Regions from separate parts of the Mus musculus genome. Here region 2 is linked to region 1. The links are chromatin loops, found by intact Hi-C in ENCODE. Cell type or tissue: left cerebral cortex. All regions are shown on one strand. Each heading gives the region's core, and the rest is flanking DNA. Links, peaks and the distances in the headings are about the cores only.

Region 1 (7,799 bases), core at 2,158-6,157:
TCATCTGCTTCCTCATTTCTGGATTCCCAAGTGGGTTCTCTGCAGCCCCTCAGCCCATTGTACTACTTTCCCTGTTTCCCAGATTAATAAGAATGTTTTACTTTTTGTTTGCCCCACTTCTGCATGTCCCTGGGCCATATCATCAGCGTCAGCCTGTTTCTTTCTGTTCCCAAAGCACTCAATCCTGGCTTCCATTGCTTTTTGCTCCCACTTCAATGAGGTATGGCTGTTCCCTCCTCTCTTCAAGTTTACCACAGCTTAACATGAGCACTCTAAACTACAAATATAGATATCTCCCTCCCCCACCCTGCAAGCTACCTTTCAACCTTTCTCTCAGGGCCCTGTCCTGGGCATTGCTCCATAGCCTTTCCCATGAAACCTTTCACACTCAGCCGGGTTATAGATTTTTCTCTTGGTTTTCAGTCTGCCCACAGTAATGTTTTCCTTTCTTTCCATCCAACATCCCCCACCCCAGGTTTTTTGTTTTGTTTTGTTTATTTACTTATTCCAGTATTCCAAGTCCTGAGCCAGCTCTGAGGACCAGGAGGAAAGACTGTCCTTCATGAAGATCAGTTAAGCAGAAGCACATGTTTAAGTACTGTGATAAATAGGATGCCGAGTGCTTCACAAAAGGAGCTACAGAACAAAAGGCTTAACCTGGCTGTGAAGACAAGGTGCTTGTTTGGTTATAGGCACCCTAAGGATAGGAATTAGATCTCATTAATCTTTTATTCACCTTCAGTCTCAGCTAAGTGTTCTGTGTTGAATACTATTTCTACAAGGATGGCTATATAATGAAACCCAATATTTGAGTCAGAATCTTTTCCTATTTCAGGGGTACCCTCTCAGTAACTTGGTATCCCCAAAACTGCCAATCAGACAGTAGCACATTCCCTTGCATCCTGCTACTTGACCTACTATCCTTTTCTTTCTCTCATCCTTCCGTGGGAGACTATGCTGCAGGCTCTCACAGCAGCGCAATCTACCTAAGAGAGCAAAGAATGAAAGCCAAGTGCAGGAGTTATACATGGTCAGAACTGTAATTGTATGTTCATTGTATAGGAACCCAACCCCCCAAGTCAGCATTTAAAAAAAAAAAAAATGAAAAGTTTGGCCATGAGAGATCCTGAGTCATTTTTGTCTTGTGTTCCTAAAAGTCCAATGCAGTGTTTTTCAAATAAATAGCAAGCATCTTATAAATAGATTTGTGTCTATTCTTAAATATTTTCCTGCAATACTGAAAGAATGACTGCCACATACACAGTTAGCACCTCTGAATATATATTTAATATACTCTCAAAAGGTACAGAACAGTCCAGAAGACTTTTCAGGGACTAGCAAGAAACCAAGAGCAGCATCTCCCCTGAGGCCTGAGCTTTCACTCTGGGAGCTTTTGAGTTAATAGCAACCTCTTAGAAAAAGCACTGTGTAAAACTCACTGAAGAGCTCATGCATCATTTACAGATGAAGGGGAATTAATTCCACCAGAGGGTTTTTCTCTTAACAGCTAAGTGATGTCTGCTGCCCCCGCAAGTAAATGTTTAAATATGAAGAGGACATTGGCCTTAGAGTCTCTCAAGTACCAGCAAGTTTCAGAGTGTAGCTTGGAAGCAGAGAGGCTTGGGAGAAAGAAGGGAGCAGTAACCACAGCAAAGGACGAGTCTAGAGGGGGACCCTATAGGACATGCAGACTTCTCACTTCCAGTACTAGAATCCAGAACTCAAAGCTAGAAAATGTTTCTATGTGGTTCCATTGCATTTCATGGGTTAGGTAAGACTACAGCATTCCCTGGATACTCATCCACTTCTAAAAAGACAGACATCCTTAGACACACTCACTCAGAAGCATGGCGTGATATTTGGGCTTTTGTCAGTGCTGGGGGATGACCAACCAACCAGAAGCATGCTATGCCCACACTCTACCATGAGCTACACTCTCAAGCCCACACTGGCTTAAGTCAAGACAATTCAGGTCTTAATGCCCACACAACTATGAATTACACCCTTAGTTTCTAATGAATTTCTGTTAATTTGGGATAATTAAAATATTTTCTCCTATGGATTCTTCCTGCAATTCTGAAAAACACTGGGAACAGGTTTTTTGTTTGTTTGTTTTCCTTTAAAGAGACTCCTTTAAAATTCAGCCCAAAAAAATACAAGGTAGGTTTAAAACATGTTTATTAAAATTAAGGAAAGGTAAATTGGACTTACTTGTCTACTAAACAACTATATATTAATACCAACAGACAAACACTAACAACTCCTATGACAACTGGGAATAGTTCAGCCAATAGAAAAGGCTTTTGGCAGGCAGTAAGAGCATCCAGGTAGACTGCAGGCAACATGTATGCATATATCAATCTCAGTCTGCAGAAGTTCTTCTGCAAAAAGTATTGACATACCATGTAAATTAACACACAGCTCCTAAATATAATGTGCTGAAAAATGACACATTATTTGAATGCTTAATGATATGTTTTAGCTGTGAGAATTCTCAAGATGAAGAGTAATGCATTTTTTCCCAGTATCAACTTCTGAAATTTCCCTCGTGTTCCATTATTAAGATGAGAGTATATTCTACTACTGCATGAGTTATTGAACATGTCAGATCAGAAAGGAAAGTTGCACTTACTATAATAGCCACACTATTTTTCTCTCCACCACTCAAGGATTAAAAGAAGCAGGTGAGAGGAGAGTGGGACCCCGGCAAAGGAGCTGGCACTCTTACAGTATACTCAAGGGGCTGCTTTTTATTCTTTAATATGTTTGATAAGATCCACAGTGAAATATGAACATGTGAAAGAGTCACACATTAGCACCATCTGAAACTGTTTATACGATGGTCACTTTCATGAAAGCAACACTAATATATGATGGCCCTGTGGTATATAGAACACATTCACATTATGTCAAAAATAGAGATTTCCTTATTTTAAAAATGCAACAAAAACAGGTTTATTATAATGAGATAGCCAAGGCCTAACTCTAGCATGGATTCTAAGTCACCAGGCACAGAACTCTAACACACTTGCTACCATCCACCCATTTTTTACTCTTAAAATCTAGAGTTCATGACACAAATTCTTCAAAGGTCTGCCCCACTTCATAATTTTTCTTTCAAAGCATCTACAATACAAAGTTAAATAAACCATACGTCCTTAAAGTTGAAGTAAAAGAGATATGAAATTGTTTAAATAATGAAGAGGAGACAAGGCTAGGTTTTCTATAGGGCATGGTTGTTATTAATCAGCAACAAAAGAAAAACTTTTAGTTTAGGTATGATTATGCAATTATAATCTACGTACTTGATGAAATTTATTAGGCATAATAGCTCACTAAAATTTTCTGTATCATCTAGATGAATCTTAAGAATTTGTCATCTGAAATATATTCACAACTAAAGGACAGAATGAAGTAAAATTTCCAGTGCCCCATGCTGTCACTAATACAGTCCCACACAACAGGAGACTGGGCCTCAGGAGAGAAAAAGCATGCTCAGTAGTGGAATGGCAGGCTAAGCATAAGATGGTCAAGTCAAAAAAAAAAAAAAAAAAAAAAAAAAAAAAGAAAAAGAAAAGAAAGAAAGAAAGAAAGAAACAAATTATCTCCCTAGCACTTCTTGAAATTATTTTCTTTCAAGATGTAATGTTCCAGTATCTAAACTGGAAACAGAGATGAAGAAGGCTGACTGCACTGCCTATCTACAAATTCTCAACAGCATACTTATTTATCTGCTTGAGCTTACTGAAAGAACAGAATTAAATGTCTCAAAAGATGCAAGCTGGAGGAAGAAACCTTCAATCCAAGTCACTTGTGCTGGCACAGAAGCTGGGTGTGAAGCAGCTCTTTGAATCTCAGGAAGATAGCCTCCACCCTGGTCGGCTATCCGATACAATGGACCCTATACATCCTCTCTCCAGTATCTCTTCTTAAAACCGGCAGATGAATTATAAATGTCATAACATATATTGTACAAAGAAAGATTTTTCAAAAAGTGAATATTTAAAAAGGGTAATTCGCTGCGTGTACAAAACAGCGAACCATTTCGGATGTGACTAATCTTATTTTAAATTCGGTTCCTCTGCTCCTATGCAATCTAATATTAACTATTAAAACTGCCAAAATATTTTTATACGAGATCTTAGAATCTCCTTAGAGATTCTGATCTTTGCACTCCGTAAAGTTGGCAGGCACGTCACTGGCAAACCAATCGGTAGTGACAACTTACTCCAAACCAGCTCTTTCGGATCAAATTGTAAATTAGCAGGCAATCCAAAATTTCCCAAGCCTCCCTGAGCCAGGGCACGGTTCCCGCTGGTCGCCCGCTGCAAAACTTGGTCAGCTCAACCTACAGACGCAAATTCCAGCTCTACCCAGGAGATTCCTTGCAGATCTCCCGGGTTGACCGTACTTCGGTGTCTGTCCCCGTAAGGTCACACACCTGCGTCCAAAGCTTCTCTGTCCTACACGTGTCTGCACATTCCCCACTCAGCCTCAAAGGCTCGGCGACTCCCGCTTCCCTGCACCTGGGTGCCAAGTTTCTGAAAGCCACTTCCAAGCAAAACTCTCCTTCCGCTCTGAAAACACAACTACAGTAGGAAGGGGCGGATAACAGGAAGAAAGCGGAGACTCAGCGGCACTTTTCGGAAGTCCCTGGTCGCCCCGGAGCTGGCACCCCACGCGGGCCCGCGAGCGCGTCCTCCCCGCACAGCCCGCGCCCCCCGCCCGGCAGGACGCGACGGCCCCGCCGAGCCACGCGTCCGCGCCCCCCGCTCCATCTCGAGGCCCTCCCGGTACCTACGCGGCCCGCAGCTGCGGCGCGCTCCGCGACGACGGCTCTGCCGGGCTCCTGCGGCGGCTGCGGCGGCCGGGACGCCCCCGCGCCCATCGAGGGGGGCAGGGACGCGGTGGGCGCGCGCTCCGTCCCCCGCCCGCCCCGACGGCGCTCGCTCGGTCGCGCGGGCGGAGGCTCGGGCGGAGGCGGGCGGCGGCGGCCCCGGGCGCCCTCCCTAGGCCTCTCCCGCCGCCCCTCCCTCGGCCTCTCCCTCTCCCTCCCCCGCCACCTCCGCCGCCCCCGCCCCGCCCCGCGCGCTGTCACATCGGGAGATTCCGCTCTTGCTCCATTCGCCGCTCCGGCTCCCGCCCACGCGCGGCCGAGTGACGCAGATCCCGGCGTGGGCGGCCGCGGGGCGGGGGTGGGGGCCGGCGGGGCTGAGGCTCGGCGCGGTCCCGGGGGTGGCCCATTCCCACGGCAGCTGGGAGCGCGCGGGTGGGGGCGCGCGCGCGGGTCGGAGGAGGAGGAGGCTTCCGTGGATCCGCGGACAGCGCTGCCTGCCAAGCCCCGCACCGGGCCCGCCCAGGAGGGAGGGGGTGGGGGGGGTACAGAACCGCAGGTGCGGTGCGGACCTGTCCCTCCTCGCCCACTCCACCCTGTCCCCACCCTCGCCCAGGCCTGGTTTGAGGAGGGAGGAAAGGGAAACTCTGGCCTGGTGGCTTAATGACACCCTTTTCATGTCTGGAAACCTTGTGTTACTTTACAGGCCATTCTCTGTTGTCTTCCTGTAGGCAAATGACACACTCCTGGTGCTGTCTTGAGCGTGTCAAAATAGAGTTCTTAAGGCAAGGTGTAGACATTTTGAGCTTGGTTTGCATAAACTTTTCTAGCCAAAGAAAGTGTTACAGCACCTCAAAAGCTAAAGCTATTGCCAAAATTTTAAGGGGAAAAAAATTAAATCTATTTTTGCCTTCCTTGGGGAGGGGGTTTCAAAGAAAAGAATTCAAGTTTTAATGGTGTGCTCTTACTGCAATACAGGTAGAATCCTGTTTTAATGTACATATAAAAATCCAGTTTTATATAGGAGGCCGTTCCCACTTCCTGGCTGGCCTCCCAGAGTGTGCCTACTTGGTTGAAGGGGATACAAGGCATTCTTTGAGAAGAGAAATTCTTTAAACCACATCTTTATGTTGCAACAATGGGTGGGATGATAATATTGAAAGAAAAAGACCTTATTAAATAAACCATTTTTTCTTTTTGTAAAAACATGTTCTACAAATGAGTGATGTCAATGGAATAGATATGTACTTAAATGCATAAATATATAAACATATAGTTACATGGTTAAGTATACATTTAAGCTGAAATATCTTCCCTGTTAGTGACAAGCCTGTCTAGAATAGTTGGTATTTTAAATAATTATTCTTAGTTCCTCAAATTCTTCAGAAGAAATAACAGCTACAAGTGTCTCCCTGCCACTCCAATTGTCAGTGTTTATGCTCCTGCTCAGCGAAGAGGAATTTAATTTGGGTGGTTGTAGTACAGTCAGGGCTACTGAGACAATTTCTTGGCCGGTGTGGAAAGGTAGAGGTTAATGGGTAGTCGAGCAATGAAATCCGCAAAATTCTTCTAATTCTTCACTGGGAACTCTGATGGTTTGCAAACATTGTTGCTTCTGAAAAGCCTAGGGGGAGGGGTGCGTGTAGCTTTATGCCACGCAGTTAGTGATTAGTCAACTTGGTGAGCTCACCTGCACTGCACAGCGTTCTCCAGAATTGAGTCCAAATTGCATGCTGTGCTCCGGTAGGGCGTGCTTCTGCCCTGCTGAAGGCTATACCGACAAGGAAATGTGTCTGGGGCTGATCCTTTTTACAGTTAACCACTCAAGTCCTTCCTTGTTTATGTTCTGGGCACATTAGATAGTGTGTTCTTCCCACATTAAGAATGGCATTCTGGGCCCACTATGCTTTGCTTAAATGCCCTATGGTTTCTGGGAGAGGTGGTGGGAGGAAAGAAAATGAAAGAAAAAAATTTTAAGCTTTTAGGCATCAGGTTCTTTATGGGCACACTGTAGTCAACAGGACTGTTCGACAGGCCTGAGATGTTCACCTGTATGTGAGACAAGTTGGAGGAGAAAGCATTGATTCTGTGCATGCCGTCCTTCCCATTCCTAAACTCCACCTCCCTGCTCTCAGAGTGGAGGTCTTCTAGCTCCTTGGTGCCTTAGTGGGAGGAGAAGGGATACATTCTGTAAGGTAACAATTATGGAGTGGGGTTGTTCTCTGAAGGCCCTCTGGGAGAGATTAGACCGTTTTAGAATTTCTTGGAGGCAGTCCCAGGCAGTTCTAAGAGAACGTGGCAACACAAATGGTTCTTCTTGAGACCATTTGGATATCTTTTGTTAAAAAGAACCCTGCAGTAGCTTTGTTTCTTCTGGTTTGATTTTACCATAAATACCTGTATGCTTAAATTACTCATTTTCTCCAGTACGTCTTGTTAAGTGTTAATTAAATACCAAAGTTAAGTTCTGAGGACACAAATAACCGTGGTTAAACCACAGTTTAAACCATGGTTCTGTTCCCAGAACTTTTCTATAAAACAGCAAAAATAAAAGATCAAAAGAAAGCCTAAAAGCTAAGGAACATGATCTGTTTCTCTTCAATTCTTTATTTCCTATATTAATAGATTCATGGACTATCAACACAACTATCAACTTGGCACTCCCTTGAATCCATGTCACAGTGAAATAGAACTAAAATTCTTTAAAATGGGAGGTTCCTGTCTCATCCCACATTCCAGAAAGAGCCTTAAGGATACCTGAACATTTCTCTTTTTTGGGGTGTGTGTGTGTGTGCAGTGAACTTTATTGATGGTATTCAAGAGAGTAGGGAGGGGTCCCCAGGCCTCTCCTGTTGTTTTGGGGTTCTGGAATGGAAATTTTGAGGGAGATGCTCAGTGTTGGGCGCCGAGTTGGGATAGGGACTCTTCAACAACCAAGGGCCTCTCTCTTGCTCTCAGTGTTCTT
Region 2 (7,799 bases), core at 1,199-5,198, 98 kb after region 1:
AATGTGATCATTTTGAGACCAAACAACATTTTTCTATTTTCTGTAGTTTTCCTGGAAGTTAGGAAGTTTGTATATGTGAGCCTTCTCTTTTAGAGAATTTCTTTTTTTTTTTCTTTTGTCTTCTCATATTTATGAATGGGGGTTAAGAGTTGATGATGGGCTCAGTGTGGGCAGATGGGTTTATAGAGACCTGGGTATTACTTTGGGGTGGAGAAAACATTTTGCCTTCCTGGGATCTGTTTAGTTTTTGCAGGAAAGAAAAAAGAAAATCTCCATTTTCTTGCCTGGGGAAATGACCCTAGAACATTTTCTTACAGTGGGATATATTTCTAAATATTAGTTCACATACATGCATACAGATACACACATATGCACACACAGAGATACACACACATACACACACACACAGAGGCACACACATACCACATGAAATAGTATCCACTTTTTCTGTGTATTGTATATTTGGTGTTTTCTAAGTAGTCTACAGAGCTAGGTTGATTCTCTGTGAGGTCTCTGTGATGCTGGCTGCTCTGTCTGCTAAGGGGCCATGTTCAATGTCAGACTCCTCCCAGGTTATCTCAGTACAGCTCTCTTCCCTGCTCTTCTTCATCTTCACGCATCAAGGAAGTCTTATTTCTCACAAAAATGAGGAAATTTTTATTTCCTCATGATTCTGTGGCTGAGTGTAAGATGAAGTTGTCCGAGGTTTGGGTTTCTCCAACCCTCCTTGGCTGGCAGTCCCCTGCCTTCCCACTTCGTCCTTTCATGACCTTACTGTGTAAGTGCTTTAGAGTGGTGGTATGTCTCTGTGCACAAGGTCACTATCTCTGGGAATTGGGGTGCCATCCTAAGAACTTTATCACTTACTTAAAGATTTGTACTATATTCTGAGGTACTGGGACATCAGCATAGAGATTTGGGGAACAATTTAGTCTAGAACTGAGGATAAAGTCCTGGCTCTCTTGGCCTCAACTTGGACAAAATCCAAAGAGCTGTTCTACCTTCAGAGCAGTCGCCTGGCCATGCATCACAGCCAGCATCTCCGTTAGCCCAATCTTTTCATTTTTCCACAGATGTTGGTCCTAAGGGCACCCCCTTAACAAATGTTCAATTCTCCACACCATCTCAATGTTGGCTTCCTGGGGAGTTCAGCCTATAAAAATGCTGATTATGATCCACTAAACTGATTTCATAATCCATTAATCATAACTGATTTCATAATCAACAGCTAGAAAACACTGGCCTAAGGGTCTGCTGTCTGAGGAACAGAGCTTTGATTGTCAAGGGAGAAAGCAAAGATCATGGGGCCATCTCCAGTTCAGCTTCCTGCCTGGCCCCTGGTACACCCCCATACCTTCCCTTCTGTCAGCAGCTACTGTTTACTTCATTTTTCCTATGGCTTCCTATGAATAAACCACTACATCCTGGGGCAGGCTCCTGGTTTTCTGTGTTTGGGGCATAAAAAAGTTGTGTATTCTTACATACGCTTTCAACTGATCTCAGACTTTAAGTCGGTATTTCACTCCCCTTGGTTTCAAAAGAGATAGCTAAATCCTGACCGCAGTTACTCTACAGTGAAATGTCTTATTCATATCTAGGCTTCAGCTCGTATTTACAGTGGGACTATTAACCCCTCCATTCTCTTCCAACAAACATGTCAGTTCACTTTTTTTTTTTTTTTTTTTTTTTTTTGGCTGTTGTTATTGTAACAAAATATCTGGGTAGCACATGAAGAAAGAGGTTTACTCACCTGTCAAACAAGGACCCAATCACCTTCTGCTAATCTCAACCGAGAGGCTCAGTTGCTTCCTATCAGGGCTACACTGATGACTACAGAGTTTGAACTCTCAGGAGACACAAACAGAGCACAGCGTGGTAACCAAAGGCTCTCATTTGCTCACACTGCTCTGCTGGCCTAGCCAGAAGACAGACATTCTTATGTTCACTCTGCCATATTTTGTTGGAAGTTAGCTTCTTGGAACCTGGTGGTAGTCATACCAGCACAGTGGCTAAGAAGTGAGACACTTGCTTTTTGCTTTTGCATCTTTTTATATGGGGACTTGTGGTGAAGAGCTTTGCTTTCTATAACGATACAAAGTTAAACATACAAAGAAGTGCTTAAAAAGTTCCAAGGAGCCAAGAAGACTTTCAAGTTTAAGGATAATACAGAGAAATGCTAAAGTGCACAGAAGCAGATCAAATTGTAGAAATTCAAGCAAAGAATGTGAGACAGGTGGACAGAGATGATTAAAACTGGCCCCACCACTGAGGGCTGAGAGGTCTGGCCCAGATAGAAATCCTTTTCCCAGTTCCCTGTCCAGCATATTGTAGATCTAACATTCTCAATTGTTAGAGATAGAAGAAGAGCAGAAATGGCCGCTGCTTCTCCCAGAAGAATTCACATCAATTATGAATGATAAAGCAAAGCAGCAAACACAAAGCAACCCACCACTCCTTAAAATCCAGATTTGGCTTGCATCTCTTCTTAAAGAGGAGGTGAGTTACAATAGAATTGCTTCTGCTCACATCTGTGACATAGAATAGTATCAAGCCCCGGAAAAAATAAAAAGAGTTGCCATGGGGCCTGGGGAGATGGCTCAGAGGATAAAGCTCTGGTCACAAGTGTAAGGACCCAAGTTCAGACCTCCGCACCCACACAGAGCTGATGGCAGTCATGGGGAGCCATCAGGATGTCCAGCCCTGTCCCATGCTGCTGTGAACAGGAGACCCTACCTAAAACAAGGTGGAAGGGAAGGGGACACACTTAAGGTTGTCCTCTGACCTCTGCACATGCGCTGTGGCATCAGTGTAGCAAGACACACAGATATCACACAAATGCACAGCAAAAGAAAGAAACCGTTGCTATGAACCCTTGTACGAGCCGTGAGAACACAAAGGCAGCAGAGACTGGCCTCCCTGCCTTCCCCCAGCCCACGCTCAGCAGATCTCTGGGCGTTGGCAGGGCCTCATGAGTGGGCTGGTCCTCCTTTTTGGTGTTGGCTCTGGACTGCACTGGTCTAATTCACTGCCAATTAATCTTGTCAGGCAGCCTGCTGATGCCAGCTGTAGCTCAAACACCCTCACGGCGAATACCCAGCCCAGTGAGCCTTTGTGTAGCCATCGCTGAAAATGTGAGTAAAAAGTTTTAATTTGGACAAACCCTAGGGCATCTGTTCTTCCTGAAAAAAGAAAAAAGAAAAAAAAAAAAGGTGCAACACTCGGTGTATACATTTTTTTTTTTTTGGTGGAGTTTTTTAAAAATAGAATAATCCAGTTTTGAACACGAGGGAGTTTTGAAAAACCAATTTAAGCATAAATAAGTTCATCAGCTACTCATTGTGCTGTGTAAAGCTTGTGAATTAAAAGAAACATAATGGTCATTAGGAAAAGCATGCCTCCCCCTCCCCCCCATTAGTAGTGTGCGTTGTTTGCTGAGCAGTGGGAGTGTGAATATTTGTACCTGTGTGAAGGAGAGGAGCGCGTAGGTTTGTGGGAAGTGGGTGCGGGTCACCGAGTCAGCGGGCGTGGGCGGAGGCTGGGCGCTGAGTCAGAGGGAGGAGGAGGGCAGGTATGTGTGGGCGGCTGGAGACAGCAGCCACAGCTTTGCATGCGAATGTCTCAAGGAAACAGTCCAAGCATTTTTAAAAAGCCTTAGAAAACTGGGAGTCAAAACTGAAGCAGAGTCCAGCTGACCAGGCTGCTTTACCGATGGATGATCTAAAGTTTTAAAATTATTACTTAAGTTATTTCTGGTCTGTGGCTATTTCTTTTTTTCCGCCTGATAATTGGTGTTGAACATTCCCATGTCTTTTGCAGGGCACTTTTTCTGCCTGTCCTCTCTTGTAAAAGTGACCTCAGAGTTGCCTTTGTGCACAAGTAGGACCCGGGCAGAGCCAGGGATGAGTGGAAGATGAGCTTAGAGTTTCCATCCAAAATAATCCTTAATGCCCTAAAGAGATAGTGTCACTGTTCTAACCTTATATGGGATTTTAAAATCTACTGCATTCAAGCCTGAAATGGCATGGTAACATGAGGCAGACAGGGAGCCATGGTTCATGGAGATAAACTGCCACATGCTGCCTACTGATTTAGGCATGGAGAGAGAACGTAGAAGGACTTGGCTATGGAGTGGGAGTCTGTACAATTAATCAAAAGCAAACGTGGGTGGGACATGGCGCTACCCAGCTGTGATCCCAGCACTGGGAAAGCAGAGGCAGGGGGATCAGGTTAAAGACTGTCTCAGTTTATAGGAAGTTTGAGGCTAACCTGGGGTACGGAAGACCCCATCTTACCACAACCAACAACAACCAAGTTCAGAAAGGGATAAATGCAAGGGTATTGGTCTTTGCCAACAGCGCCCTGCTGAGGTAGGAAGAGTATGGGAACTTCGGGGGCAGAAGTTGAGTAACTGAACGAATGGAGACATGAGGTGCTTGTGTGCCTGATTACAGAACAGAAAGCCCCGCACTGGCACTACTGTTCTTATCTGTGGACAGGTGGGAAGGTGTGGGGGGCACTGAGGCCCTTGTGGAACCGTTGTGAGTTTCCTGGTTGGCAGGGAGCCTGGCCAGTGCAGAGCCTGGCTGAGGATGCCCGCTACCATTTCTGCTGACCTGTCCACAGTCCCTTTGAGCTACTTCAGATGAGCTTGCTGACTGCCAAGTGTCTGAAGGGAGAAAAGAAACTATGGGTCGTCTCTTCATTAGCCAATTCTAAGATTTCTTGTCTTTTTTTGCTCCTTTTTACCTTTAAAATGCAATTTTTAATGTAAGTGTTTTCTATGTATTGAGGACACCAATTAAATGATAAAGTGGAATGGTGGTGCAATACACGGTAAAATCAAAACAATGATCTTCTGATTTAAGACCAAACAAAGTTTTAAATAAGGCAGGGAGGTGGCTTAATTGGTAAAGGATCCGAGTGCAGCTTTCTGGAATCTATGAAAAATACAAGGGCTGTGCTGGTTTGCTTCTAACAGCATTGGAGAGGTAGAGACTAGAAATCCTTGACCAAGAATCCAAGAATGCTTGGCTGAGCAATAAGCTTCAGGTTCAGTGAAAAACCATAACTAAGACATTATTTAATCCAGTGTACAGTTTTTAAGAAGGAGACATTAATGGTTAGAGGAATAGTTCCTTGAAGTTTAAATAACTCTGAGTCTATTATTAGAGTATATTTTCAAAGAAATAGAATACCTAACAAGTAAAAACAAAACTTGTGGTGGTTTGAATGACCACCCCTCCCCCAAGTTTGTGTGTTTGGAATATGTTAAGGGGTGTGGCCTTAGTGGAGCTGCATCACTAGGGATAGATGGGCTTTGCGATTTCAGAAGATGCATGCCATTCTCCATGTGCTCCCTGCCTCCTGCCTGAGGGGTGTGAGCTCCTAGCTGATGCTCCAATGTAGTCCACTGTCATGGACTACAGCCCTTTGAAACTGTAAGCTCAGTTTGATTCTTTCTTGGGTAAGTTGTCTTGGCCGTGGTTTTATCACAGCAACGCCACAGAAAAGAATGCACGAAGGTTGTAGTCAACCCAAGAACAGGGTGGTGGTAAGATGCACTTAACCATTCAAAGCACTTCAGTGAGAATGAGAAGCCAGGAGCACAAGTAGTTTAGGAAAGGAACCCAGTAACCTGGGGTGCTGTAGGCTTGCATACAATTGAGCTGGTGAGTGGCCTCTGCCTGCTAGTCCCAGCCTCCCAAGGTATTCTGGCCCAGCAGCAGAAACTACTCTTAGTGAAGACTCTGGTAGTCAGCAACTAGGTGAACTGCCTCCTCATTTTTCCCTGGACATGCGGATATCCATAAGGAAAAATGACTTTCTGTCTTTGTGTCTTTTTTTTTTAATTTATTTATTTAATATATATGAGTACATGGTCTCTATCCTCATGCACACCAGAAGAGGGCATCAGATCTCATTACAGATGGTTGTGAGCCACCATGTGGTTGCTGGGATTTGAACTCAGGACCTCTGGAAGAGCAGTTGGTGCTTTTAACCGCTGAGCCATCTCTCCAGCCCCCTCTTTGTGTCTTGAGTCACCACTCTTCAATGCAAAACCACAGAGTAGTGCTGGATGCCAGAGTGAAGTTCTGCAGGTTTCCTGTATCCCATGAGAAAGGCTCCTCCTCTTCACCCACAGCCCAGAACACACCTGAACTTTTATGTCCCTACTCCCCACAATTGCTCTTGAAACCACCCCCCCCTTTTTTTACAACTTTTTCCAATTTTTTATTAGGTATTTTCTTCATTTACATTTCAAATGCTATGCCAAAAGTCCTCTATACCCTCCCCCCTCCCCGCCCTGCTCCCCTAACTACCCACTCCCACTTCTTGGCCCTGGTGTTCCTCTCTACTGGGGCATATAAAGTTTGCAAGACCAAGGGACCTCTCTTCCCAATGATGGCCGACTAGGCCATCTTCTGCTACATATGCAGCTAGAGACACGAGCTCTGGGGGTACTGATTAGTTCATATTGTTGTTCCACCTATAGGGTTGCAGACCCTTCAGCTCTTTGGGTACTTTATCTAGCTTCTCCATTGGGGCCCTGTGATCCATCCAATAGCTGACTGTGAGCATCCGCTTCTGTGTTTGCCAGGCACTGGCATAGCCTCACATGAGACAGCTATATCAGGGTCCTTTCAGCAAAATCATGTGAGTTCTTTTGTGATTGGGTTACCTCACTCAGAATGATATCCTCCACATACATCCATTTGCCAAGGAATTTTATAAATTCATTGTTTCTAATAGCTGAGTAGTACTCCATTGTGTAAATGTACCACATTTTCTGTATCCATTCCTCTGTTGAGGGGCATCTGTGTTCTTTCCAGCTTCTGGCTAATATATATAAGGCTGCTATGAACATAGTGGAGAATGTGTCCTTATTGCAAGTTGGAACATCTTCTGGGTATATGCCCAGGAGAGGTATTGCTGGGTTCTCAGGTAGTACTATGTCCAATTTTCTGAGGAACAGCCAGACTGATTTCCAGAGTGGTTGTTCAAGCTTGCAACCCCACCAATAATGGTGGAGTGTTCCTCTTTCTCCAGGTCCTTGCCAGCCTCTGCTGTCACCTGAATTTTTGATCTTAGCCATTCTGACTGGTGTGAGGTGAAACCACCCTTCTTCCTTTAGTAACTACCTCCCAGTTTGTCATAACTTCCCACTCTCTGAAGCCTTGCTGGCCAGGCCCTTCTTCAGCATTGGTTGGATTCTACTTCCCTCCTACGTTCCCCTTCTGGCATCGGTTGTACTCTGCTTTGCTTCTCTGTTTCTGTAGCAGCCTTTTCTTTCTCTGTCTCCTCTCACATGCAGACAGCTCCCATGTTCTTTCCTCAGCCTCTGGTTGCTCTCTGACCACTCTATCCCTTTATCTTGCTTGGCTTCGGTTAGTGCTCAGATGCTTAACTGACCCACATCTTCTTTCTTGCCCCTTCTTGAGCTCCAGCTCTCCTGCCCAGTTACCATGTATTAGTTTCTTAGTAGTCAGCAAAGTGACTTCCAAGCAGAGTGTGTTTCCAAACTAAGATTCTGTCTCTGCCTTCTATTAGTGATTAGAATGGTCACCAACACAAATCCCTTTCATGAGAAATTTGTAGGCAATTTTCAATGGATTTTAGTCTCACCCACTGCCAGTGGCCTGCTCTGAATCCTAGCTGGTGTGGCCTATCAAATATTTTACTGCCTCCTTTCTACTATCTTCTAGCCATATTGTCTTGAGGAACTCTGAAGTACATCCCAGTAGGAATTGTACAAGAAGTTTAATAGACTCTGTTAACTTTTCCAGACAAAATAAATTAGA

The links. Peaks named below come from ENCODE experiments on the same cell type or tissue, not always from the same donor. Only the 100,000 strongest peaks of a DNase experiment are listed, where the experiment ranks them.
Region 2: it touches region 1 in a loop (2.1-fold over the local background); 4 of 42 quality-filtered maps call a loop at or near these places.

Annotation. Positions count from the first base shown.
Region 1 is chr1:52,495,409-52,503,207 of GRCm38, forward strand. It overlaps Nab1 (Ngfi-A binding protein 1), which reads right to left and starts at 5,040. Exons shown (of 8, transcript NM_008667.3): 1 at 4,802-5,040. It also overlaps the pseudogene Gm5976. In left cerebral cortex, for the core only: no CTCF peak of the experiment used is centred there; DNase peaks (open chromatin) are centred at 3,859, 4,481, 5,202, 5,535 and 1 more place; H3K4me3 peaks cover 2,624 bases; H3K27ac peaks cover 2,385 bases.
Region 2 is chr1:52,594,474-52,602,272 of GRCm38, forward strand. It overlaps a transcript of Nemp2 not described here. Among named protein-coding and RNA genes, the nearest start is that of Gm28178, 18 kb to the left of the region's middle. In left cerebral cortex, for the core only: no CTCF peak of the experiment used is centred there; DNase peaks (open chromatin) are centred at 3,006, 3,537 and 4,032; H3K4me3 peaks cover 347 bases.